2 separate regions of the Homo sapiens genome follow, and region 1 is linked to region 2. A link is a loop called in an ENCODE intact Hi-C map of the cell type or tissue named here. Cell type or tissue: PC-9. All regions are shown on one strand. Links, peaks and the distances in the headings refer to the core of each region. The heading gives the core; the rest is flanking DNA. Region 1 overlaps NCOA3 (nuclear receptor coactivator 3). Region 2 overlaps NCOA3 (nuclear receptor coactivator 3).

Region 1 (16,516 bases), core at 4,885-12,884, 65 kb before region 2:
ATAAGCCAGGCATCATGGTGCACACCTATAGCATTAACTACTTAGGAATAAAACAGGAAGACTGCTTGTTTGAGGAGTTTGAGGCTGCAGTGAGTTATGATCACGCCAATGCACTCCAGACTGGGTGACCGAGTGAGACTCTGTCTCTTAAAAACAATAATAATAATAAATTGAATAATTAAAGAGCCAGGTGCAGTGGCTCACGCCTGTAATCCCACCACTTTGGGAGGCCGAGGCGGGTGAATCACAAGGTCAGGAGATCGAGACCAGCCTGGCCAATATGGTGAAACCCTGTCTCTACTAAAAATACAAAAATTAGCTGGGCGTGGTGGCAGGCGCCTGTAGTCCCAGCTACTTGGGAGGCTGAGGCAGGAGAATCGCATGAACCCGGAAGGCGGAGGTTGCAGTGAGCTGAGATCCCGCCACTGCACTCCAGGCCTGGGTAACAGAGTGTGACTCCATCTCAAAAAATAAAAATAAAAAGAATAGTGATTCCATTCCTTAAGTACAAAAATAGAATAATTCTTGTTATGTCTCTATAATTGGTTTTATATTTGTTTCATTCAAAGGTGATTTTTAAATTGAATGGCAAACTATCCATTGAGTAATAACTTTTTTTTTTTTTTTTTTTTAAAGACAGGGTCTTACTGTGTCACCCAGGCTGAAGTGCAGTGGCACAATCTCAGCTCACTGTAACCTCGGCTTCCCAGGCTCAAGCAATCCTCCTGCCTCAGTATCCCAAGTAGCTGGGACAACAGGTGAGCACCACCACACCCAGCTAATTTTTGTATTTTTTGGAGAGACAGGGTCTCACTATGTTGCCCAGGCTGGTCTTGAACTCCTGGGTTCAAGTTATCCGCCTGCCTCAGCCTCCCAAAGTGCTGGGATTACAGGCATGACCCACCACACCCAGCCTACATTTCTTTATTTTAAATATGTAATTTATTCCACATTCTAGATATTATTTCCTTACTTTGGCTTTTGTTTATAAGCTGAATCCCTGAAACAAATGGAGAAACTATTCCATGGATAACAGCACTTCTTTAATTTGAAAGATAAAATTTTGCCTATATTCTCAATATTATTTCCTTTGTTATTAAATATAAGTTGAATACTCAGTAAGGAGTAAGGGGCCTACCATGTAATAGGTGGTCAATATATGTCTTGAATAAATATTGAATAAATATAAAAGCAACATTCAACCTACTAAATCATAGTTTAGAAATTTCCTTTATTCTGATCTATAACAATCATTCAATGCAATCCTACTGCATTAAACTTTTTAAATGTTTACTTCTACAGTTGATATAGTGTTACAATAAATTCTGACAGCATAAATTAAATCAATAGAAAAACTAAGTCATGACAATCTCTTAATATGCAAAAAAATTAATAAGCACAAATATCAGTTTAAACCAGAAATGCAGATCATTTGTGTTAAGCCAATGTTTATGTGCATATAATGAAACCTAAATATGTCGAGCTATGTCCATAGACACATGCAGCTTTTTCTCTTGATCTCACAAAACAAGCTACACTGTACACATAAGCCTGTGCAATCTTCCTGCTACCAAACTTACTCCTTCAGAGTCCAACCTAATTATCCAAAAAGGTACTAAGGGAAGGCCGGGTGTGGTGCCTCATGCATGTAATCCCAGCACTTTGGGAGGCCAAGATGGGCGAATCACCTGAGGTCGGGAGTTCGAGACCAGCCTGACCAACATGGAGAAACTCCATCTCTACTAAAAATACAAAATTAGCCAAACGTGGTGGTGCATGTCTGTAATTCCAGCTACTCAGGAGGCTGAGACAGGAGAATTGCTTGAACCTGGGAGATGGAGGTTGCAGTAAGCCAAGATTGGGCCATTGGCACTCCAGCCTAGGCAGCAAGAGTGAATTCTGTCTATAAAAAAAAAAAAAAAAAAAAAACTAAGGGAAAATAATAACTTAAAATCATGAAAAAGGTGTTTACCCGAACATAAAGGTATAATTGTTTAAGATATAAAATATTTCTATCTTATTTTTTGTTTTGTTTTGCTTTTGAGACAAGAGTCTCACTCTGTCACCCAGGCTGGAGTGCAGTGGCATGATCTCAGTTCACTGCAACCTCCGCCTCCCGGGTTCAAATGATTCTCGTCTCAGCCTCCCGAGTAGCTGAGATTATAGGTGTGTGCCACCACGCCTGGCTAATTTTTGTATTTTCAATAGAGACAGGGTTTCACCATGATGGCCAGGCTGGTCTCGAACTCCTGACCTCAACTGATCTGCCCACGTCAGCCTCCCAAAGCGCTGCAATCACAGGCATGAGCCACCATGTCCAGTCTCTATCTTGGGTTTTTTAGGAACAGGTTGGACAGATTTGTAGTTCTTAATTAGACATGGACAAAACTTAGGTACATTTACTGTACAACTGTATAAGATACCACAATGTCTAAGAGTAAATGACAAATTGTTTTATAACAAAAAGCAAAGTAGAGCAAACATCTCCTGAATTTCATTAAACTAAAGAAAATGTTCAACATGAGAAATAAAAAAGCATTTCTGGTCCCCAAAATAATAATTTCAATATATACAATAATTCCTGAGCACAAATGACTATGACTAACCCTTCAGGTACAGTTTTCTATTTGGTATTAATCTTAGCTATAAACAAAAAATCAAAAATGGCATTTGTTTTAGTTGCCACGCCTGTTATCTCCTTCTCACTGGGAGGATATGCTATTTTGGTAGATTAAGATATAAAAGGTAAATGCCTAGCACAGACACAATAGATCTAGATCACTTTCAGTCAACAGTCAAGAATGAAGATGAGAGAGGGGAATAAGGCAGGTACCAAGACCATGAAGTTCTTAACCGGTAAGAAACATGGAACAGTAACTACCTGAGACTAGCTTACATTTTTACATCTTAAATTACAACCCATCTAGTTTGGAGAATATATGTAGTTGATAAAAGCCATCTTCAAAGGGCAAATAATATAGCACAACAGTCTCACACTAAGTTTGATTGTAAGAACAGTCTAGGCCAGGCGCGGTGGCTCACGCCTGTAATCCCAGCACTTTGGGAGGCCGAGGCGGGTGGATCACCTGAGGTCAGGAGTTCAAGACCAGCCTGGCCAACATGGTGAAACCCTATCTCTACTAAAAATACAAAAATTAGCTGGGCATGGTGGCATGCACATGTAGTCCCAGCTACTCAGGAAGCTGAGGCAGGAGAAAAGCTTAAACCCGAGAGGCAGAAGTTGCCAGTGAGCCAAGACCGCGCCACTGCACTCCAGCCTGGATGACAGAGTGAGACTCCGTCTAAAAAAGAAAAAAAAGAACAGTCTATTAACATAGAGTCCCTTCTTAATTCTGACTCCCTACAATTAGATATTATCACTTATAGTTGAATAGAAAAGAAATTAGGACCTATACTTGCTACCAAGTAATCTGTCCTCCTGAAGTTACATCATACATCCAATTGTGAGATGCATCCATATTTTGAAGTTTCCACTGCACCTCTAATGCACTTCCAAGAAGATACACAATCCAGTCTCAGAAGCCTTTTCAAGCCCCTGGCACCAAAGTACAGAAAAGAACTGGAAGGAAGAACTTCTCATTTTATCAGAATTCAAAGGCTAAAACCAAGTCAATCTTTCAATATAAACTCTATCATCCAGATCCATGAGCCATTTTTACAATTATTTTCCTTATCTAAAATGTTTCCACTAAAAAAAGTTGTATGCTACACTACTTAAATGTATTAAATATGGCAATGCACACTTTAAGACTGCATTTTTAAAAGGCTGGGCGGGGTGGCTCACGCCTGTAATCCTAGCACTTTGGGAGGCCGAGGTGGGCGGATCACCTGAGGTCAGGAGTTCGAGACCAGCCTGACCAACATGGTGAAACCCCATCTCTACTAAAAGTACAAAATTAGCCGGGCGTGGTGACACATGCCTGTAATCCCAGCTACTTGGGGGACTGAGGCAGGAGGATTGCTTGAACCCAGGAGGTGGAGGTTGCAGTGAGCCGGGATTGTGCCATTGTACTCCAGCCTGGGCAACAAGAATGAAACTCCGTCCAAAAAAAAAAACCTGCATTTAAGCAATATATTCCATGCAATTACTTTTTTTTGGCGGGGCGGGGGGTGGGGGCGGGGGGCGGGTGGAGTGCAGTGGTGCAATCTCGGCTCACTGCAACCTCCACCTCCCAGATTCAAGCAATTCTCCTGCCTCAGCCTCCTGAGTAGCTGGGACTACAGGCGCCTGCCACCACCCTGGCCTAGTTTTTCTATTTTTAGTAGAGATGGGGTTTCACCATATTGGTCAGGCTGGTCTCAAACACCTGACCTCAAGTGATCCACCCGCCTCAGCCTCCCAAAGAGCTGGAATTACAGGCGTGAGCCACCACGTCTCGTCACAATTACTTTAATGTAGAATAGTAACAATGAGAATACCTTTCAATGCTATCAAAATCTAACGCTATTTCTATATTATATGGAAAAGTCCAAAGTATATCCATGATAAGATTTAAAATGAACAAGTATCTTACAACAACTGGATAGAATGTTTCCTATAAATACTATAGGCCTTTCTATACGTAACATTCAAGCTATGGAACATGTTGAAGCTTAGACATCAACAGAATATATAATAAATTGTTAGAAAATGAACTTTCATGGAATAACTAACTAATTAAAGCTGAAAAGCAGCAAAGAATTATACCTGCTAGCTCAAAAACCATGAAAATTTTGGTATATGGCTTAGCAGCACTAATCAGCTTTCCTTTTGGTTATTTGGGATTAAGACAGGAGGGAAAAAGTTTGATTATACACAGCAAATTAGCTAAATGGACAAGGATACAGGAACTACGCCCTGTCCAAAAGGAAAAGATATCAATCAACACTACCAGTGTTCATTAGGCAAGCAAGAAGTTATTTTGAGGGACCTAAAAAAAGCTATAGTGTGCCAAAATAGCAGATGGGTTATCCAGTAAATCTAAATTGACATAGAAACCAACTAAAATATTTTACTTTTCCTAAATTAATAAGGGAGAAATAAGGAGATAATTTTGTGGTAGTACAATACTAGACATCTCATATATACTGTAATTTATTTACCATGACCCTCCAGAGTATGTATTACTATAATAGTCCCATTTTACAGATAAGGAAATGGCTAACTTTCCACTAGAGCACACACAGATTCTGGATGGCAGAGCTGGAACTACAATATTTTTTCAGACTTCATAACCAACAAAATATGTATCAAATGTTTCTTGGGCATTTTATTCCCCACCACCACCAAAACAAGCCATTTGTACTACTGAATCACACTATAGCCAACCAGTTAGCCAGAAAATTTCTCAGCTTATCAGTAAGAACACTGAGAGGTTATGACAGCCATAGTTTAGGGGCATGCAGTATTAGGGACAGAGGCAAGGAGTTGCTCAAGCTCAGCAGATACTAATGCTCCCCTCAAGTACCTTACCTAACCATTACCCACCGATGTCACTAAACTGCCCTTCGTGGTGGTCTAATATTACCCATAACCCTTACTTCCACTTGAGATGGTCAATGGCTCACACAGCAAAAGGAAAATTTGAGATCGACATATACAAACTATACCTTAAAATGGTCAGTCAAGTATTGTTATTCTTTGGTTTGCTATCATTAAATGGTGGAGCCACTTGACTATCCCAGCAGCAATTTAGTTTATCTGTCAGGCTTGTTTCCCTAACTTATACAAGGTATGATTAAATACACTAATTAGAGAGAGGTTTGGTGTATTTCTTGAGAATCACAGTAACTTATGGAAATTTTTTCAAAGAGCTATGGATCTGAACTGGTTTATTAAAAACTGCTTCAAGCACTATGCAAAAGCAGAGACTGCTCAAGTCAATCAGAAAAAACAAGTTCTTGGGAAGAATGAGACAGTCATACATAAAAGTTCTACCCAAAACTGAAATTCCAAATTCTCAAATTCCTAATCAGACAACTTAGAAAATAACCACTACTAGTTAACACAAGGGCTTAATCTTACAAGGTTTTTTTCTCTACCCTAAAAATATCAAAAAGTTTCTTAATCTTCTTTCTTTCAATCCGTCATTCATACCCTTACTAATAAAATAAGAGGAGCTCCAAGAGAACTGGTACCACGGAGAAAGGACTGAAGACAAATATAACGTGTGTAAAGGACAGGGGAAGGCAGGGAAGAGCTTTTATAACGTGGAACTGTTATAAAAGCTTCCTCCTCAAGTGGATGACTCTTCCAGTTAGTATCTCCTCCTACCTTTGTTTCTTTCAATGCTGGTAAGGAAGTTAAGAGCTGTGAGGAGATAAGTAGGAGGGGAAAGAAAAGAAAATTTTTTTTAATTTTTTTTTTTTTTTAAGACAGAGTCTTGCTCTGTCGCCCAGGCTAGAGTGCAGTAGCGCAATCTCAGTGCAACCTCCGCCTCCCAGGTTCAAGCGATTCTCCTGCCTCAGCCTCCCGAGTAGCTGGGATTACAGGCACCCACCACCACGCCCAGCTAATTTTTATATTTTTAGTAGAGACGGGGTTTCACCATCTTGGAAAGGCTGGTCTTGAACTCCTGACCTCATGATCCACCGGCCTCAGCCTCCCAAAGTGCTGGGATTACAGGCGTGAGCCGCCGCGCCTGGCCTACTTATTTATTTTTCTTTTGCTTCCTCATCCTCTGTCAGAGAGGGAAATTTTTTATATCCTTTTGTTTTGTGGCTGATAATTTGCTATTATGTTTTGTAGGATAAAGTATAACACAATCCTTTTTTTTTTTTTCAATTTAATTCCATTTCAGCTCAAACGTTTTGCATGCCCAGAATCATTTTAGCCCCAGAAAACAGGGATAAATGTCACTACCAATTACTAGAACTCTCAGGCTAGCAGAACAGGAAAACAGAAAAACAATTAAATTTGGTAAGTGTTAAAAAAAAAAAAAAAGAAGGAATCGTTTGAACACAATGAATAGCAAAGCTAGGAGCCTACAGTTTTTAGAAACAAAACATACACATGGTATCTACAAGAAACTACCTTGGTGGAGATGTATACAAGAAAACAGTACAACTTCAGTTCTTGGTAATTTCTTCTCCACTATCTTTGCTTTATAATGCCAGCATATTGAGTGAAGGGCTAGCAAGAAACAATAAAGTAAAACATCCTATTTTTAATATATAAATTGAACAGAAAAGCATCTGAATGTAAATTATTTTATGCGCAAGGTTCCATTCTCTCTTCCTTCTTGCACATTTATGTTCCAGTTTAAACCTGATGAAGTTGAATTTAAACATAAACTCCCCAGAGACTAGAGTGCTAGAACTGGGCATACCAATTAGCCAACTCAGGTGTTAGTTGCAACTGGAAACTTGCTGCCAAGAGACTTCTCAACCTCTACATGAGCAACAGAGTTGAAGTTCACAGATAATACACTGTACAGAGGGAGTTAAGGGAGCCAATTCCATCCATATCCAAATCAAGTTACCCTCTCCTGACAGCATACTAACTAGCCGGGTAACTCTTTTGTTTTAAAGGTTACATTGACTTCTACAATTTAATACACTGAATCTATCTCATATATAAGAACAGACTTAAGTCTGAGCTTCATAAACCTGAATTTGGCTTCAGTTTAAACAACCTGTTACCAGTCATACTTCTTCCTCATCAATCACCACCAGCAACCCCAAAATGATCTTTATACTAAAAGTTTTTAATAAAGGTAACTGAAACATTTCCTTTATTTTTAACCTTAAGTCACTAATTTTTTTTTAATCTTTCCCACATCGCTTTTCCATCTAGAATATTCCTGCCCTTCAAGATTAATTTGTCACCTCTGGTAAAACCATCCCCGACTCTCCCAATTAGACAAAAGTTTTCCCTTCTTTATCCTAAGCATTTTCCATATTTTTACTATAACATTTTACATATTACACTATTTCTGTCTCTGCTTCCTACCTTGTAAGCTCTAAACCATTGTGTAAACTTGTATGTAACTCTATTTTTTACAAATTTTTTTTTTAACTACCACCATTCCTCTTCTCTTTTCAAACTCCAGTTCTCCTTTGCTTTCCCATCAGCTGTACTTTTGACCAACTCCACATCTTCTTAAAATACAGAGAAGGTTCTCCTTTTACAGAGGTAAAAAGAAATAATTTGGCTGGGTGTGGTGGCTCACACTTGTAATCTCAACACTTTGGGAGGCCAAGATGAGAGGACAGCTTGAACCCGGGACTTCAAGACCAGCCTGGGCAAAGTGGCAAAACGCCGTCTCTACAAAAAATACAAAACACTTAGCCAAGCGTGGTGACGCACACCTGTAGTCGCAGCTACTCGGGAGGCTGAGGTGGGGGTATCACCTGAGCCCAGGAGGCAGAGGTTACAGTGAGCTAAGGTTCGCGCCACTGCACTCCAGCCTGGGTGAAGGGAGTGAGACCCTGGTCTGGAGGGGCAGAAGGAGTGGGGCTTTTTTATTTTGTTTTGTTTTGTTTTTGAGATGGAGTCTCGCTCTGTCACCCAGGCTGGAGTGCAGTGGCGCAATCTCGGCTTACTAAAACTTCCGCCTCCCAGATTCAAGCGATTCTCCTGCCTCAGCCTCCCAAGTAGCCGGGATTACAGGCAGCTGCCACCATACCCACCTCATTTCTGTATTATTAGTAGAGTCGGGGTTTCGCCATGTTGGCCAGGCTGGTCTCGAACTCCTGACCTCAGGTGACCAACCTACCCCAGCCTCCCAAAGTCCTGGGATTACAGGCATGAGCCCGGCCGAGGAGGAGATTTTTTAAACCCCAGTATTGTGTACCATTTTTTACCTCTGGGGTTTGTAGTTTAATTTTCCTTTGACAGACATAAGTATCTCTACATCAAAAGTAGTACTTATACCTAAGTTTGTCCCTGTGGCATATAATGAAAATAAAAACAGCAGAGGAAGAAAGAGATAAATAAAAACCAAGGGTTTTAGCCATGCTAAGGTAAGTGAGAAAGAACTGGATAAAGAAGAGTGGTGAGGAGGGACAGTGGGTATGTGCACAGAGCAGAAATGAAATCTGATATAAATTAAATTAATAAGCAATAAAGATGTAAAGGAGAGATGATCACAGCATATGCCCCATTCTCTTCTAATCTATTCTTTCCATCTACCTCACAGAGGAAAAGACAGTATTGAGAAGTAAATGTTAAAGCTTAAGAGATGACAACATTAGCCACCTGGTAACCAAACAGCTGAGAGCAGCAAGGATGGTACATAAAGTGTACCATGGTACACTAAGTAAACAATGAAGAGGGGGAATGGTAACCATGGTCAAATGCAAGACAGATAAATATTCCTAAACCAGAGTGCCTGTAGAGTAAAAAACAAAATAACAAACTTCCCACTATAGTACTAAAGTTAGCCCTGTCCAGCAATATCAAAAATAGAGGCTACAATGAGTTTGTTCACCTGCAACACTGATGTTACAAAAATTAAGACTGTAGAAATAAATGTAAAGCTAATAAAAGACTTTTGGGTTGATTTTTCAAAGAAAAGATATTGAAGGTAGAACAGAGAGATGTCCTTCTTATAAAGCAAAGAGGTTGGAGCAGATCTGTAACTCTAGCAACACGACACGGCAAGTCTGACTCACAAGACTTCCTGAATAGGTCATCATCTGTACTGCTGCTTAGTCTGTGGCTCAGTCCTTTTTTTCCTGACCTCACAGCTTATTACTCTTCAGTAATCATTAAATAACTTTAAATTCAAAAGAATCCTTTTTTAAAAATGTTTCCGGGCCAGTTTCAGTAGCTCACACCTGTAATCCCAACGCTTTGGGAGGCTGGGGCAAGAGGATTGCTTGAGCCCAGCAGTTTGAGACCAGCCTGGGCAACATAGTGAGATTCTGTCTCTGCAAAAAACACAAAAATTAGCTGGGCATGGCAGCATGTGCCTGTGGTCCCAGCTATTTAGGAAGCTCAGGTAAGAGGATCACTTGAGCCCAGGAGGTCAAGTCTGCAGTGAACCATGATCACCGCACTCTGGCCTGGGGGACAGAGCAAGATCCCGTCTCAAAACAGTAACAATAATAATAGTTTCCATATCCCTAGAAGTTATGTGTCTGATAATAGAATTTGTCTTTTCAAATAAATCTCTAAAGCCATTATTCATCTGATGACAACAATACAAATAATGAATAAGAAAATATATATCAAAAAGTTAAAAAATAAAAAAAGCTTTCAACATTATTTGCTTTCTGGAGGGTGGGGTAGCACTGGTAAAAAGGTTAAAAGGTATCAGAACTGAAAACTCAATAAAACCCTTGACCCTCTCCATTCCTCTCCAAAAAATAGCTACCGTCTTATGTGGAGCTAAACATTTATACCATTAGGTCAAGATTGCTTCAGGGAAGAAATGTGCAGTAAGCAAAAATATAAAATACTGCAAAGAGGAGGAGAAGTACATCATTCAATTTAAAATACAACATTAAAAAATAAAAATAAAAAATAAAATACAACATAGCTTGGTTTTTTCTTTGTTGCTATTCAAATGTTAGTTTCATGATCCATAACTTTTTTTTTTTTTTTGAGACGGAGTCTCGCCCTGTCACCCGGGCTGGAGTGCAGTGGTGCAATCTCGGCTCACCACAATCTCTGCCTCCCGAGTTCAAGGAATTCCCCTGCCTCGGCCTCCTGAGTAGCTGGGACTACAGGTGTGCACCACCACAACCAGCTAATTTTTTTGTATTTTAGTAGAGATGGGGTTTCACCATGTTGGCCAGGATGGTCTCAAACTCCTGACCTCGTGACATGATCCATAACTTTAAAGAACTTTTTTTCTGTACTTCACAAAACCTGCCTATCCATGTCTAGTAAATGAAGCTGGGGGCACCTCATTATTATTAGAGAATATCTGAGGCAAGAAAATTTTATTACGAACTTCTGTAAAATCATCCATACACCTAAACTGGTTAAAACCAAAACCTACTTCACCAAGTATCTTAAGAGTGGTCACTGTTCAACATATCGGGTGTCATCCACATAGAAAAAGGAAATAGTATCCCCTATGCTAAGTGCTTGGGGTAGATGAATTGTTGATCAAAACAGGAATTTTTTTGCCTTCAAGGAGCTGATGACTCGGTGTGAGGAATTAACAAACTAGTAAGTAGATCATCAGAAATTGTATTATATGCTACAAAACGTCTTTATTTAAAATTAATGGCCGATTTGTGATTCAGAAACAGAAACAACTGAGTACCAGACATATCCTATAATGTTATACAGCTGTTCAAAGTCCTAAATCTCTATAGTAGATATGTTTCTTACTAATAAAAGAAGTAGATTCAGGTTAACAACTAAATGCCCCTGAAATTGGCCAAACTTCAGATTGGTTAGCTCAGACCTCCTCCGTATTTAAGCAGCACAGAATAGAGGCAGCTGTAGCAGGAACTGGGTGTGCTACAAGATACCAAATACAACAAGGTGAAAGGTTTAAGTCAAATGCTTCTAGAGTTCCAACCAAATTCACTAGATTTCAAGCCTTTTGATCTCAGGATTCCTTTACCTCTTAAAAACTGGAAACCTGTAATAACTTCTGCTATGTGGGTTATGTCAGTATTCACCATATTAGAAATTAAAACTTAAGAAACATTCACCTTTTTTTTTTTTTTTTTTTTGGAGACAGGGTCTCAGCTCTGTCACCCAGGCTGGAGTGCAATGGTGTGATCACGGCTCACTGTAGCCTCGATCTGCTGGTCTGAAGTGATCCTCCCACCTCAGCCTCCCGAGTAGCTGGAACCACACGCATGTGCCACCATGCCCAGCTGATTTTTTTAATTTTTAGTACAGACCAGGTCTTGCTATGTTTCCCAGGCTGGTCTCCAACTCCTAGGCTCAAGCAATTCTCCCACCTCGGCCTCACAAAGTGTTGGAATTACAGGCATGAGCCACCAAGCCGGACTCATTCACTTTTTTGGTTTATTTGTTTTGTTTTGTTTTTTGAGATGGAGTTTTGCTCTTGTCACCCAGGCTGGGCTGGAGTGCAATGCCGCAATCTTGACTCACTGCAACCTCCACCTCCCCAGTTCGAGCGATTCTCCTGCCCCAGCCTCCCAAGTAGTTGGGATTACAGGTGCCCGCCACCATGCCCGGCTAATTTTTGTATTTTTAGTAGAGACAGGGTTTCACCATGTTGGCCAGGCTAGTCTCAAACTCCTGACCTCAGGTGATATACCTGCCTGGCCTCCTAAAGTGCTGGGATTACAGGCATGAGCCACTATACCTGGCCCTCATTCACTTTTTAAAGCCCATCATATATTAACATAAATAACAATTTTTGCAAAAAACAAAACTTCTGAAACAATGAGAATTATAAAATAATTAAAAACATATATTTGCATATAATTACCTGACTTAATAGAAAACAGTTATTTACTTCTGCATTCAATCCGGTGCAATGTTATCTTGATTTAAGGATATAAAGAAAATCTGGCCTCACAAAGACATGTACTTGTAAAAGGAAGGACTATTTTAATAAACTTTTATAAATAATTATGGATATTTCTTGATATTACACTAAAACAACTGGTAATTTCTTAAAGGTGAGTTTTATAGGAGAGAAAAAAATAATTTTTCCTCTACCCTATCTGAGTTCTAAGTTGGGTCAGACCCCTTAACAAAAGACAAATTAACAAGAGAAAATCAGAAATATAATAAATATATCTCATGTATCCATGAGAGATACCCAGAGAAATGAGTAAATCTTTTCATTTCTAAGAGGTGGCTTAGAATTCAGACTTAAATATCATCTTCAGCTGAAACAAATAAAGAAGGGCACAGGGGCTAGGGAGCAATAGTTATGGAGAGGTGACCAAGAAAAGCATGGTAAACAACAGTAAGGCTTGTTATACAGATTTAAGTCTATGCCTTCTCCATTAGTAAGTTTCTAGTGATTGAGTCATCCTTTTCCTGGTAATGAGGAAGACACCCTTACAAGGGAGATTTCCTTTATAGATATAAATTTTCCCTTACAAAAGGGTAACTTCTACTCTGTTTTCAGAACTTCTCCTGTGTCTGCTTCTCAAAATAATCCTTACACCAAACAGGCATATTTTAGGGTGGTATATTCTAGTCTCCTACAGTTGCAAAGTGGAATCTGAAACCATATAAATGAATTTTCATGCTGTCTCATTAAAATGCATTGGATCTAACTTGCACTCTGAACAGATCTTTAACCCATGCATCACTGTATAATCAAACACCGGGTCATTTAGATAATACTGGTTCACTGAGTTAAAGTAGATCTTTCAAATGCTGGTACATTTCATTACACAATTTTTTTAACCCACATTCATTAATGTCACCACCCATCTCATCAGGAAAGTAATAAAAGGCTGTTATGCTCATGGTGGCCGATTCAAGTTTACTTACTTATAATTTCACTTGAAGCTCAAATTTTATCACTGTCAACCAATACAGTCAGATGTTTTCCCTGTAGTGACAGGTTCACCTCACTCAATTTGAAGACAGTCTCCAAATAACCAAGACTCAATAGCCATGGTTTGTCACTCATCCAAGTAAAAATGGTGTTCCATGAAAAAAGTGGGTACTTCAGTTCACAACGCAAACTGCGCAAGTGCTTTTCCCGGAGACAGCCATCATACTTTGGCAGGCAGAAGTCTTTGTGCACATTTTCCATTCTCATCACACAGAACATTAAAACGACAGTACTTAAGGGTACAGTGAAAGGTACTTAAGGAAAAAAGGGAATGAGGGCCAGGTGTAGTGTTGCTGCTTCATCATGGACAATCCTCAGTGGAAAACTGATTTTTTTTTTTCTTTATGAGCTCCTGGCAGTGAAGAATGCAATGTCTACCTAGGAGCGGAGTCTGGCGCCACTGCCTTAATTCATGGTAAGGTGTCAGCAATTTTATGCATCACCGCATTTCCACCATCGGTGCAAACACCAACGGGATGAAAATAGCAAATAACACATTAGCATTATTATGAGAATAGTCTTAACCATGTAGAACCCTTAAAAGGTTCTCAGAGACTACCGGGAGTCCACGCACCACACGTTGAGAGCCACTATATTAGATTAAGGTTGGGGCTGAGAGCCTGAAACTGGGTCTGGCTTCTCCAAGATACCCCACGTTCATGTAATAAATGTTTTAGGGCCAGGAGCAGTGGCTCATGCCTATAATCCCAATACTTTGGGAGGCTACAGTAGAGGGTCACTTGCCAGAAGTTCAAGACCAGCCTGGGCAATGTGGCAGGACACTGTCTCTACAAAATACAAAAAAATTAGTCAGGGGTGGTGGTAAGTAAATAAAGCAAGTAAGCAGATAAGTAAGTAAATAAACAGATGCTTTAGTATCTACTATCTGCAGGCCTATATAAACAAGCCATGTTGTGAGATCAAAAGAACATGGAGACTTCCTGAAAGGATAACAGAGAAATGCTGCTATCAATCAACACCACCTTATCCCATTGCTCCAAATATAATAATGACAGATAAAATACGAATTTTGTATTAACTTCAAAAGACACAGTTACGCTCAAACATGACAAATATATTTGTGGACCATGACAGAGGGGAAATATAAAGCAATAAATTAATAACTCCATGAACCCAACTGAGCTCCAGGACAAGAAACAAGCAAAGGCAGTCAGGAAATGAAATCATGCACAAGATAAGAAAACCAAAAGCAAGGCTCACAGGTAAAACGAAAAAATCTCATAGGTAGAAACCAAACAAAAAACTCATGAAAGGAAGGTGAAAAAAGGTATTATCAATAGCTAAAGTTATTATTTCAAACTGCCACAGGCAGTTGTAGAGGAAATAAAAGGTACTCTAAATAAATAAAAGGTAATATATACATAATAATAATATATATATGTCTCATACACACACACACACAAACAAAACCTAAGTAATGCATATCACCAACATTGCAATAATATCTCAGAATTAGAATCCTAGATCTAGACTGAAAGCATGGTGTAAATGTATGAAGGCAACAAAAACAGAGGTATAGGTGGCAGGGAGACATACAGAAAAGAACACCAAAATAAAGGGAAAAAAATTATTTCCCACTCAGCATATAAACCATAAACTAAAATCCTAAAGTGTATTTAAAAAGTGAACTAATGGGCCAGGCGTGGTGGCTCACGCCTATTATCCCAGCACTTTGGGAGGCCAAGGCGGGCGGATCACGAGGTCAAGAGATCGAGACCATCCTGGCCAACATGGTGAAACACTGTCTCTACTAAAAATACAAAGATTGGCCGGGGGTAGTGGCATGCGCCTGTAGTCCCAGCTACTCAGGAGGCTGAGGGCAGGAGAATCACTTGAACCTTGGAGGTGAAGGTTGCAGTGAGCCGAGATCTCGCCACTGCACTCCAGCCTGAGTGACAGAGCAAGACCCCACCTCAAAAAAAATAAATAAAAATAAAAAATAACTGAACTAAGGAAGATAGTCAAGAAATTCATCAATATCAAAAGATGAATTCAATGCTTAATAAAAATCTTGAAATTGGTTTAAAATAAATGTTTATGATCCTTAATGAGATAAAGAATTGGCCAGGCACAGTGGCTCAAGCCTACATTGCCAGCACTTTGGAAAGCTGAGGTGGGAGGCTCACTTGAGCCCAGGAGTTTGAGACCAGCCTGGGCAACATAGCAAGCTCCCATCTCGATTTTTAAAATAATAATTGAAAGCCATTACGAATGATAAAAAGAAACAGAAGAATAAATGGATGTTAAAAGAACTATAAGCTTTCACGAATTATAAATAATTTGAAAAGATAGTATCATCAATTATCCACAGCCAAACTCTAGACAGACATGGGATACTTGTCTGAAACCAAGAATCAATAGACAAGGTTAATTCCTAAACTGGACACACAAGCACACATCATTAGTGAACAAGAAAACAACGAATCCAACTTAAATGAAGCATAGTGAAGAGGGGAAAAGAACACAGACTTAACAGCTGATTTGAGCTCAGCATGACCTTACCAAATTTACATCTCTGAAGCTCAATTTCATCTTCTCTAAAATGCACATCCATCACCTTTACAAAGTTGTTGAGAGGATTAAAAACCACAGGTAAAACAAAACCTCAGTGATGTCTGGCAAATGGTAGGCTCTCGAAAAATGGCTCCCTCAAGAACTGTACCATTTACAGACAGAATCAAGGTAATTAAGAAAAATGGAATTTGGCCTCTTAACTACAAACAGATCTACAACCTAGTTTACAAAAAAAGATATTTGTGTTTTCTAATTCCTATATTACTGATACAGACAGGAGACAGGGAAATACTGGGTAGAAGAAGGCAGTTCCCTGGCAAAGGCCCCACTCAAGCCTGAAAACCCATGACCCTAAATGAGAACAAACATTCCTGTTTTCATGCCTAAAAGTTGCCTTTTGACCCACCACGCCCCCATATCCTGTACCCATATAAACCCCAAGCCCCCGGCTCCACAAGGAGACAAACAGAAGAGCAGAAGAATGGCAGAATGGCACGGCAGAGAAAGAAGAGAAGGAACATCTG
Region 2 (11,704 bases), core at 1-8,000:
TCTCCCACCACTGACATGCACTCATTTTTTGTAAGATTAAAATGTGCTGACATAAGTAGATTAAATACATGGAAGGAGTTATGTGAAAGCGATGTCATTCAATTCTTTCAGTATAATCTTAATTACATGATAAGAGTCTCAGTGAACTACCATCAAAAATTATGTTTTCATGATCTCTCAGAGAGCAATTTGATTAACTTCCACCTCAATTCTGATGAAAACACACTTAGAAACCAACTAATAGGTCGTTTGTTAATCAGTCATTGAGAGTCATTCACTTGTTAAACTCTGACACCAGTATTTCTAATTGCCCATGTGTTTCAAACCCCCCCACCTTTTTTTTTTTTTTTTTTCTGAGACGGAGTTTTGCTCTTGTTGCCCAGGCTGGAGTGCAATGGCACGATCTCAGCTCACAGCAACCTCTGCCTCCCGGATTCAAGCAATTCTCCTGCCTCAGCCTCCCGAGTAGCTGAGATTACAGGCATGTGCCTCCATGCCCGACTAATTTTGTATTTTTAGTAGAGATGGGGTTTCTCCATGTTGGTCAGGTTGGTCTCAAACTCCCAACCTCAGGTCATTTGCCCACCTCGGCCTCCCAAAGTGCCGGGATTACAGGTGTGAGCCACCGCGCCTGGACTTCAAACCCTTTTAAAAAAAAAAAAAAATTGAAATACAACACAGTAAAACGGGAGACTTCTTACTTCTTTTGGCAGTTAGAAGAATAATTGTAAAAAGAGACATCTGGAGAATAAGGCTCTGCAAGCTTTCTCAGGCCAACTTAAAAAGTTAAAAGAACAGCCAGCACAGTGGCTCACGCCTGTAATCCCAGCACTCTGGGAGGCCCAGGTAGGCAGACTGCTTGAGCTCAGGAGTTTGAGACCAGCCTAAGCAACATGGTGAAATCATGTCTCTACAAAAAATTACAAAAATTAGCCAGGCATGGTGGTGGCGTGCGCCTGTAGTCCCAGCTATTTAAGAAGCTAAGGTGGGAGGATTTCTTGAGCCTGGGAGGTAGAGGCTGCAATAAGCCTTGATTGTGCCACTACACTCCAGCCTGGTGACAGAGGAAGACTCTGTCCCCAAAAAAGAGAAGAAAGAAGAAGAATTTAAGAGAACAAAGGTTTGTGAATCTGCAAACCTGGAAACTGATCTCATTAAATCATCTGTGCTCAAGCCTCTAGATCCAACCACCACCAATTTATACAAAATACAGAAGACTTTTTTTTTTTTTTTTTTTTTGAGACAGAGTCTTCGCTCTGTTGCCCAGGATGGAGTGCAGCAGACAGATCATAGTTTGCTGTAGCCTCAACCTCCTGGTCTCAAGTGATTGCCATGTCTCAGCCTTCCGGGTAGCTGGGACCGCAGGTACCTGTCATCCTGTGCCCAGATAAATTTTTTTTTAACCACATCATGCCCAGCTAATTTTTTTTTTTAATTTTTTGTCAATCTGGGGTCTTGCCATGTTGCCCAGGCTGGCCTCAAACTCCTGGGCTTAAGTGATCCTCTCACCTCAGCCTCCCAATGTGCTGGCATTACAGGCAAGAGCTGCTGCACCAGGCCTAAAAACTTTTTTATTACAAAGTTAATACATGTTCTCCATAGGTGATACAAAATTAAGGATAGTTAAGTCCATGATGGCTCAGGACTGTAATCTAACACTTTTGGAGGCTGAGGTGGGAGGATCACTTGAGCCCAAGAGCTCGAGACCACCCTAGGCAACGTGGTGAGACCCCCATCTCTACAAAAAATTTAAAAAATGTTTTAAATACAGTTTTTACATCTTTGAAGTTTATGCATTACATCCAATCCAAACCAAGAAAACACTAATTTAACAAATGTTCTCAATAATAATAATTCACTATTAATTTTTAAAATTCATTAAATGGTATTTTTAGGAGACCCTTTAAAATGCTATTGATTTTATCATATTCACCAAATGAAGACCTCACAGATATTATTTCACATCTTGTGCCTAACAGCAGTACGCAGAACAGAGTGGCCCTTCTTGGGGAGACTACACAGTAAACCATCATGACATAATTAATCCTTTCTAGATTACTGCAACTCTACTGATTTGCTGAAACAGAATAAAAACATTGAGAAGGCATAATATACATGCACACTTTTTTAAAAGCATTTCTCAATTGCATGTTAATGTCTATCGACATGTACCACCCCTTCTTCTCAAACTGCCACTGAAAATGCAGTAAAAAAGATTTTTTTTTAATTTTTATTTTTATTTTATTTTATTTTTTGAGATGGAGTTTCACTCTTGCCACCCAGGCTGGAGTGCAGTGGCATGATCTCAGCTCACTCCAACCTCTGCCTCCCAGGTTCAAGTGATTCTCCTGCCTCAGCCTCCCGAGTAGCTGAGATTACAGGCGCCTGCCACCATGCCCAGCTAATTTTTTGTATTTTTAGTAGAGACGGGGTTTCGCCATGTTGGGCTGGCTGGTCTGGAACTCCTGACCTCAGGTGATCTGCCTGCCTCAACCTCCCAAAGTGCTGGGATTACAGGTGTGGGCCACCGCACCTGGCCTAGAATGAATTTTTTTTTTTTAAAGGAACCTTTTTTTATTAGGCTTAGAGAGTAAGAAAACAAATAAGAAATTCTCTTATATATATGACAGGTGGTAACTCACAATTCCTCTATATTAACAAATCACCCTAACTTTATTTAACCAATTTCAGAGTCAACTTCCATCTTAAATGGATTTCTAGAAACAGTTCCAGCCTAAAGAGACGGGAAGCTAAAATAAAACCAACAAAGGCTGAGCATGGTGGCTCACACCTATAATCCCAGCACTTTGGGAGGTCGAGGCAGGTGGATAACCTGAGGTCAGGAGTTCAAGACCAGCCTGGCCAACTTGGTAAACCCCATCTTTATTAAAAATAAAAATAAAATAAAATAAAATAATTAGCAGGGGGTGGTGGCAGGCGCCTGTAATCCTAGCTACTCGGGAGGCTAAGGCACGACAATCGCTTGAACCCAGGAGGTGGAGGTTGCAGTGAGCTGAGATCATGCCACTGCACTTCAGTCTGGGTGACAGAGCGACACTCCATCTCAAAAAATAACAAAACGGGCCGGGCGCGGTGGCTCATGCCTGTAATCCCAGCACTTTGGGAGGCCGAGGCGGGTGGATCACGAGGTCAGGAGATCGAGACTATCCTGGCTAATGTGGTGAAACCCTGTCTCTACTAAAAACACACACACAAAAAATTAGTCGGGCATGGTGATGGGCGCCTGTAGTCCCAGCTACTCAGGAGGCTGAGGCAGGAGAATGGTGTGAACCCGGGAGGTGGAGCTTGCAGTAAGCCGAGATCGCACCACTGCACTCTAGCCTGGGTGGCAGAGCGAGACTCCGTCTAAAATAATAATAATAATAATAATAATATAAAAATAAAATAAAATCAACAAAAACTAGGAACTTTCCTAAAGTACTCCCACCACAGGGTTTAAAGAGAAACGATATGCTGTGACCCAGAAAAACATCTTAACGCCACAGATGGGGTAAGAGAAGGGCTTTAGGACGTCACCCTTTCAAGGAAATACAGAGTGTGTTTATTCACTCGACAAATGAATGATGAACATCTACCATATGCCAGACACCTACCTAAGTGTTTGAGATATGTCAGTGAGCAATGGGGACTAGGATTCTTGTTCTTGTGGAGCATATGCTTTATAATTAAACACAATAAATAAGTAAAGTATTAATATATTAGAGCATTAGTGCTATAAGGTCAGAGGTTCCGGTATTAAATAGGGTGGTAAGGGTGGGCCTCATTAAGAGTGTAAGAATTGAGACTTTAAAGAGATGAGGAACTTAATCAGACATATGACAGAAACATTCCAAGAAAGGGCATACCCAAAGGCAAGAATGTGCCTGCACTGGATGAAGAACGGTACTGGATCAAGAATGAACAAGGAAGACAGGAATGATAGGTGAGATCAGAGATGTAACAGAGGCAGGCCGGTAGCGGTGGCTCATGCCTGTAACCTCAGCACTTTGGGAGGCCAGGGCGGGAAGATCACCTGAGTTAGGGAGTTCAAGACCAGCCTGACCAACATGGAGAAACCCCATCTCTACTAAAAATACAAAATTAGCTGGGCGTGGTAGCACATGCCTGTAATCCCAGCAACTCGAGAGGCTGAGGCAGAAGAATCACTTGAATGCGGGAGGCGGAGGTTGCAGTGAGCCAAGACTGCGCCACTGCACTTCAGCCTAGGCAACAAGAGGGAAATTCGGTCTTAAAAAAAAAAAAAAAAAAAAACAGAGGCAAGTCACAGAGTCTCATTGAAACAAAGTAAGAACTTTCATTTCTACTCCGGGTGAAATAAGAAACCTCTACATAGTCTAGAAGAGAGGAATGACAAACCGGTTTAGGATTGTAAAAGATCCCTCCAGCTGTTACGTTACTAACAGGATACAAGGAAACAAGAGTAAAATGCAGGAAGACTTATTAGGATGTTATTACAATAACTCACAGAAAATGTTGGTTCAATGGAATTACTGAGATGTGGCCAGACACTACATATATCTTAAAAATAGCAAGGAGATAAAAGAGTAGTCAAGGTTTTTAAGCCTAAGCAACAGCAAGAATGAATTACCAACAATGAGAAAGAAAAGGCTTTAGTGAAGATCTTACAGGGAAAATGATGAGATTGGTTTGGGACATGTTGAGTTTCAGTTGTCCATTAGAAATCTAAATGAAAAGGTTCAGAGGACAGTTGGATATACAAGTGAGGAAACAAAAGAGAGGTTTATCTCACATAAACAATATACAGGCCTGGCACAGTGGCTCATGCCTGTAATCCCAACACTTTGGAAGGTTGAGGTGGGAGGATCACTTGAGCTCAGGAGTTCTAGACCAGCCTGGGCAACATGGCAAAACCCCATCACTATAAAAAATACAAAAATTAACCAGGCATGATGGCATGCCCCTATAGTCCTAGCTATTCAGGATGCTGAGGCAGGAGGATCGCTTGAGCCCAGGAGGTGGAGGTTGCAATGAGCCATGATCACACCACTGCACTTCAGCCTAGGCGACAGACCGAGACCGTGTCTCCATATATATATCACAAAGATGATCCAATATATGTATAGTAGGAATCCCAAAGAAGAAAACCAAGGCAGTAAGACAAAAAAAACAAAAAGCAAATAAAAAAAAAACAGCACTAAGAAAACCTTCATGATATTGAGAAAAACAGAGACAAAAAAAGAAGAGGGGAAGGAAGCTTGAAACTATTAATACATATTGAAAAGACTCACTGAATGCCCAAGGAAAAATGTGTCAGACCAACCAACACCAATAAGATTACAAAGGCCAGGCGCAGTGGCTCACGCCAGTAATCCCAGCACTTTGGGAGGCCAAAGCAGGTGGATCACCTGAGGTCAGGAATTCGAGATCAGCCTAGACAACATGGCAAAACCCTATCTCTACTAAAAATACAAAAATTAGCTGGGCGTGGTAGTACATGCCTGTAGTTCCAGCTACTAGGGAGGCTGAGGCAGGAGAATCCCTTGAACCCGGAAGACAGAGGTTGCAGTGAGCCGAGATCCTGTCACTGCACTCTAGCCTGGGCAACAAAGTGAGACTCTTTCTCAAAAAAAAAAAAAAAAAAAATCCTATGGATATCTAAACAATTACAAAAAAAAAAAAAAAGCTACATTGCTCAAAGAAAAACAGGTCGACATCATCATACTGTAACAGCTATGCTCTGTGCCAGAAGACAGTGGAATGACATATTTCAGATACTGTGGAACAGAATTTTATCATCACCAAGCCAGCTTTTAACTATTAAAGCTGCAGACAAACTTCTCAAACATAGGGGAACACAAGGAATACTGTTCCCATAAGCTCTTCCTGAGGAATTTATTAGAGAAAATGAATTCCAGATGACCCAAATAACTGGAAAGTCCATATCAACATAAAAATGGTAGTGGGCATTAAATATATATTTATCTGTAAAAACCTGAATGAGGGTTCTAAGTGACACTTTATACTACATAATGACTATATGTTCCAACATTGTAGCTAGAGCACAACTATCCATAAACTGAAGTATGAAGAGATAAAAACTGGAAAAAAAACTGGCTGATTACCTGATATCAACTGAAAGAAAAAGATATTACTTTAAATCAAATGCTTGGGAAGAAAAAGAAGTTACTAGGTAATTTCAATAGTATTCAAAGTAAGAAACCAACAGAAAATAACCAAAAAATTGGGGGGGCACTAAGTCTATTACATAAGGATTTTAATATAAAGGCAACATCTAAAACAAAATACAAACTTCATAAATTTTTTTAAATACCCACAACAATTAGTCAGGCATGCTGACACATGCCTGTGGTCCCAGCTACACAGAAGGACCGCTTAAACCCAGGAGGTTGAGGCTGCAGTGAACCATGTCAGCACAACTGCATTCCAGCCTGGGTGACAGTGAGACCCTGCGTTTAAGGGAAAAAAAAAAAAAAAAAAAAAGTAGTATTAAATAAAAGACAAATAAAGATACATTATCATGAACATCCATCCTACACCTAACTGAAAAAAAAAAACTTGAACAAAATAAACCCCAAAAAAACAAAAGGGAGAGATTAATAAAGAATAGGATTGGATCCTGGAACAGAAAAAAACACAAGAGTGGAAATTTGACAATATCTGCTACTTAGTTAACAGTATTATACCAGTGTTAGCCTTAGTTTTGATCACTATAACATGGCTATGCAAGTTATTAAATTGGGGGAATCGGGGTGGAGTACACAGGAAAACTCTACTATTTTTGCAACATTCCCAAAAGTCTAAAATTATTTCAAAATAGTTTTTTTTTAAACTTTGAGAAAAAAAATGTTTTTTACCACAGGAGAATACTAGTAAACCAACTTGTTATTTTAAATACTAGTAAATAGAGTCTAACATATATCACATCTTTCCTATGTAAACTGTACCCACACCAGGTGACCAAATACTTGATTAGAAAAAGCTTTTCTTGGCTGGGCACAGTGGCTCACGCCTGTAATCCCAGCTCCCTGGGAGGACAAGGCAGGTGGATCACCTGAGGTCAGGAATTCGAGACCAGCCTGGCCAACATGGTGAAACCCCGTCTACACTAAAAGCACAAAACTGAGCCAGGCGTGGTGGTGCGCACCAGTAGTCCCAGCTACTCGGGAGGCTGAGGCAGGAGAATCACTTGAACCCAGGAGGTGGAGGTTGCGGTGAGCCGAGATCCCACCATTGCACTCCAGCCTGGGCAACAGAGCAAGACTCTCTCCAAAGGAAAAAAAAAAAAGAAGAAGAAGAAAGAAAGAAAAAGTTTTTCTTTATAGTATCTGCTAATATTAACAACTCAAAGAAAAACAGACGTCATGTGTCTTCTGATAAACCACACTCCCTGGGAAGTAGTCTCACTGTAGTAGCCAGCACCAAGATGACATCCCCAGTGACACCCATCTCTAGGTATTCATGAACTTAAGCAGTCCCCTCCCATACTGTATCAAAGTTGGTCTATGTGACCAAAAGAAAAGTGACAAGCTGTCACTTCTGAGGTCACAAAGGCATTTCAAATTCCCTCCTCCTTTTCTCCTTCTCTCTGATCACTAGCTCTGGCAGTAGCTTTAGGACACTCAGGCAGAAACTGAGACCTCCCACCAATGGTCACTGAGTAAGCCACCTCGGAAGCAAATCCTCCAGCCTTTGTTAAACCTTCAGATGACTGCAACCCATTAAGAGTACTAAAACCACAACTCCCCAGCTAGGCTACTCCCAGAGTCCTAACCTTCAGAAACTGTGGAAGATAATAAATACTAAGGAGTTTGGGAGGTTTATTTTGCTTTGTTTTGAAACAGAGTCTTGCTGTCACCCAGACTGGAGTACAGTGGTGTGTTCTCAGCCAACTGCAACCTCCACGTCCCAGCTCAAGACATCCTCCCTCCTGCCTCAGCCTCCCAAGTAGCTGGGACAACAGGTATGTGCCACCATGCCCGGATAATTTTTGTATTGTTTGTATAGATGGGGTTTCGCCATGTTGCCCAGGCTGGTCTCAAACTCCGGGGCTCAAATGATCCACCCGCCTGGGCTTCCCAAAGCGCTGGGACTATAGGCATGAGCCACCATGCCTGGCCAATTTTTAGAGAGAGGGTCTTGCCTAGGAATTGCCTATTCACAGGTGCAATCACAGCTCACTGCAGCCTCAAACTTCCAGGCTTAAGCAGTCCTCCCACCTCAGTTTCCTGAGGTGCTGGGACCAATAAATGCTGGTTTAAGATGTCAAGTTTGGAGATAATTTGTTACACAGCAACAGATAATGAATATGCTTGTAAAAAATAACTGAACCAGAAACTGATCAAGACTTGAAAGCTAACTACCATTTTAAAAATAGAGAGAGAGAGGACAGAGGACACACTGAAAAACCACCACAAAGACATACTTTGCAAAATCCAGACAATAAGAAACTCTACAGGAAGCCGGGCACGGTTACTTGTGCCTGTAATCCCAGCACTTTAGGAGGCCAAGACAGGACAATCACTTGAGGCCAGGAGTTCCAGACCAGCCTGAGTAACATAGCAAGAGCCCCTTTTCCACCAAAAAAAAAAAAAAATTTTAATGTAGCTGGCATGGTGGTGTGCACCTTTAATCCCAGCTACTTGGGAGGCTGAGGTGGGAGGATCGCTTGAGCCAACGAGTTTGAGACTACAATAAGCTATGATCACAGCATTGCACTCCAGCCTGGGTGACAGAATAAGTCTCTGTCCCTCCAACAACAACAACAACAAAAAAAAAAAAAAAAAAAAACTCTACAGGGCAAAAAATAATTTGATAAATTGGAAGGAAAAAAGAGATGAAGAGAAAACCTATATTAACAGAAACTTAGGTCGCATAAAAACCAAATTGCAATGTCTGCATCTTGTTTGAATCTGATTCCAACAAATTAAAAAATGAGGAGAACTAGAAAACTGAAGTGACTGTGTATTTGATGCTACTAAGAAATTAATGCAGGTTTTCTAGATGTAATAATGTAGAGTTTGCTTTTTATGAAAGACAGTTGTATCTTTTATAGATACTTAAGGAAATTATATAATGTCTAGTATTTGCTTCAAAACGGTATGAAGGAGTATTGCCTGGAATCCCAGTACTTTGGGAGGCCTTGCAAGGCAGGAGGGTAACTTGAGGGCAGGAGGGTAACTTGAGGCCAGGAGTTCGAGACCAGCCTGAGCAACAACATAGAAAGGCCCCATCTCTACAAAAAAATTTAAAAATTAAACGGGCACAGTGACACACACCTGTGGTCCCAACTACTCAGGAGACTGAGGTGGGAGGATCCTTTGAGCCTGAGGAGAGAGAGGGGAAGGGAGGAGAAAGGAGGGGAGGGGAGAGGGGAGGGGAGGGGGGAGGGGAGGGGAGGGGAGGGGAGGGGAGGGGAGGGGAGGGGAGGGGAGGGGAGGGGAGGGGGGAGGGGAGAGTGGGGAAAGGAGGGGGAGGGGGGACAGAGAGAACATTAGTGATGTAAAGGGGATTAATGCTTGTTTCCACCCTTTAGAAGTTAATCATGAATGCTACAAGTCACAAAAAGTGACCTCGGCAATGACTCACAAAGTACAACTGATTGAAAACGTGGCAAGAGTGACATTGAAGGAATTTAGGGACAGGGAGTTCCTCTTTTTTTTCACCCAAAGATTTTTCTTCTAAAACTGAGTACTTTCTCCATCTACTTGATACAATAGAAGCAAATACATGTAGAAAGCATGATCTACTTTTCTCTGGGGTAGTAGCTCCTGCACTCTCATATGGAGATTTAAAAAAATTAAGATACAATAGTTCATGTTCAAACAGTTTGCAGTTCCATTTGTAACAAACATTAATATGATTTTAAAGGTAAAGTAAATAATCTCACTAACTGAAAATATCTCCCAGGAATTCATTTACATCCTTCCCTAGATTACCCCAGCCCCAAACAATCATTTCTTCCTCTGAACTCCAAAAGCAATTATTTGTACAATTTATTTGGCAATTAATCCTTCACTGCCTTGTTAAACCTCTTGCATTATTCTCTGAAATGTTATTTAAATCTTCTCTAGTTATCTTTCATGTTTAGTTCTCATCTCCCCAAACAGACTATAAATTCCTTGAGAAGAAGAGATAAGACCTTATATTGTTTTGTATACACACAGACCCACAGAGTAGCTAGCACAGAGTAAATACAAAGATATTTGAATTTTTTTTTTTTTTTTGAGACAAGAGTTTCACTCTTGTTGCCCAGGCTGCAGTACAATCCTGCGGTCTCAGCTCACTGCAAACTCCACCTCCTAGGTTCAACCGATTCTCCTTCCTCAGCCTCTCAAGTAGCCGGATTACAGGCACCCACCACCATGCCCAGCTAATTTTTGTATTTTTAGTAGAGGGGGGTTTCACTATGTTAGCCAGGCTGGTCTCGAACTCCTGACCTCAGATGATCCACCCTCATCGGCCTCCCAAAGTGCTGGGATTACAAGTGTAAGCCACCGCGCCCCAGCCAAGATATTTGATTTTAAGGAAAAATAGGAAAAATCCATTTCAAAGAAAATGTTTAAAGCCATGCCAACTAAGTATCTCCAAGCCAAAGTTGACTATCTTCAAGCCAAAGTTGACATACAGGCCAATGTACTATTTTATTTCCTTGACTCCTAAGGCAATGTAGGGTGGTAAAAAGGGCATGGCCTCCGAAATCTGAGAGACCTCAATCTGGATCCTCTACTGGAGAGCTTATGTAATTAACCCATGAGCTTCAATTTCCTCCTCTCTCAAATGAAGATAGTAATATCCAACTCTAGAAGGTTTCATGATTGTTAAATGAGAGTTTATGTAAAACTAGTATCCCTTAAATATTTTGGGGTTTGTTCATATTTTTACATCTTTAAAATCAGAATATGTCATGTTATTGGCAGTATCCAATTATTTATTTGAAAGTTTTACATTTTCTTTCCCAGTAGTACATAAAATAGGCCGGGTGCGGTGGCTCACACCTGTAATCCCAACACTTTGGGGGGCCAAGGCAGGCGGATCACTTGAGGCCAGGAGTTTGAGACCTAGTAATACGTAAAATAATGTTGTGTTCTATAATTGATGGTATCTTAAACTTGATGAAATTTGGTAATAGCTAGCAGCATCCTCAACAACGCTGGCTTCATCTCCTCCTTCCTCCCTCACACCCATTCATAAACTATCATATGAACAGAAAACAAGCTATAAAATGGAAAAACCACCAAATCCATTCAAAGAGCTTAGCACTTTGCCATTCAGTGTGTGCTCAATAAATAAAAACCTGCTACTGCTACTCTAAATTTATTCAGCAAATATTTGAGTACCTACTATGTGTCTGCCACCATTCTGAGCACTAAGGATATAGCAGTAAACAAAACAGATACCTCCCAGTCCTCAAATAGTTTATGTTCTATTAGCATAACTTTTATTTTATTTTTTCCTGGAGACAGGGTATCGTTGTCACCCAGGCTACATATAGTACGATGGTATGACCAGAGCTCACTGCAGCCTCAAACTCTTGGGATCAAGCTACCTCCTACCACCTTATCAAGTAGCTTATCAAGCCACCTTATCAAGTAGCTGGGACTACAGGAACATGCCACCATGCCTGGCAGCACATACAAATTCTATGGCACAAGAAATGAAAAGCTAAAATTCACAACTAAGTCAACAGATTGTCCCAAAGGCT

What was found. Peaks named below come from ENCODE experiments on the same cell type or tissue, not always from the same donor. Only the 100,000 strongest peaks of a DNase experiment are listed, where the experiment ranks them.
Region 1: it touches region 2 in a loop (2.2-fold over the local background); 2 of 110 quality-filtered maps call a loop at or near these places.

What each region holds. Positions count from the first base shown.
Region 1 is chr20:47,603,762-47,620,277 of GRCh38, reverse strand. All of the region lies in intron 2 of NCOA3 (nuclear receptor coactivator 3), which reads right to left. Among named protein-coding and RNA genes, the nearest start is that of NCOA3, 110 kb to the right of the region's middle. In PC-9, for the core only: no CTCF peak of the experiment used is centred there; a DNase peak (open chromatin) is centred at 9,617; H3K27ac peaks cover 3,954 bases.
Region 2 is chr20:47,539,096-47,550,799 of GRCh38, reverse strand. All of the region lies in intron 1 of NCOA3 (nuclear receptor coactivator 3), which reads right to left. Among named protein-coding and RNA genes, the nearest start is that of NCOA3, 43 kb to the right of the region's middle. In PC-9, for the core only: no CTCF peak of the experiment used is centred there; a DNase peak (open chromatin) is centred at 4,389; H3K27ac peaks cover 4,351 bases.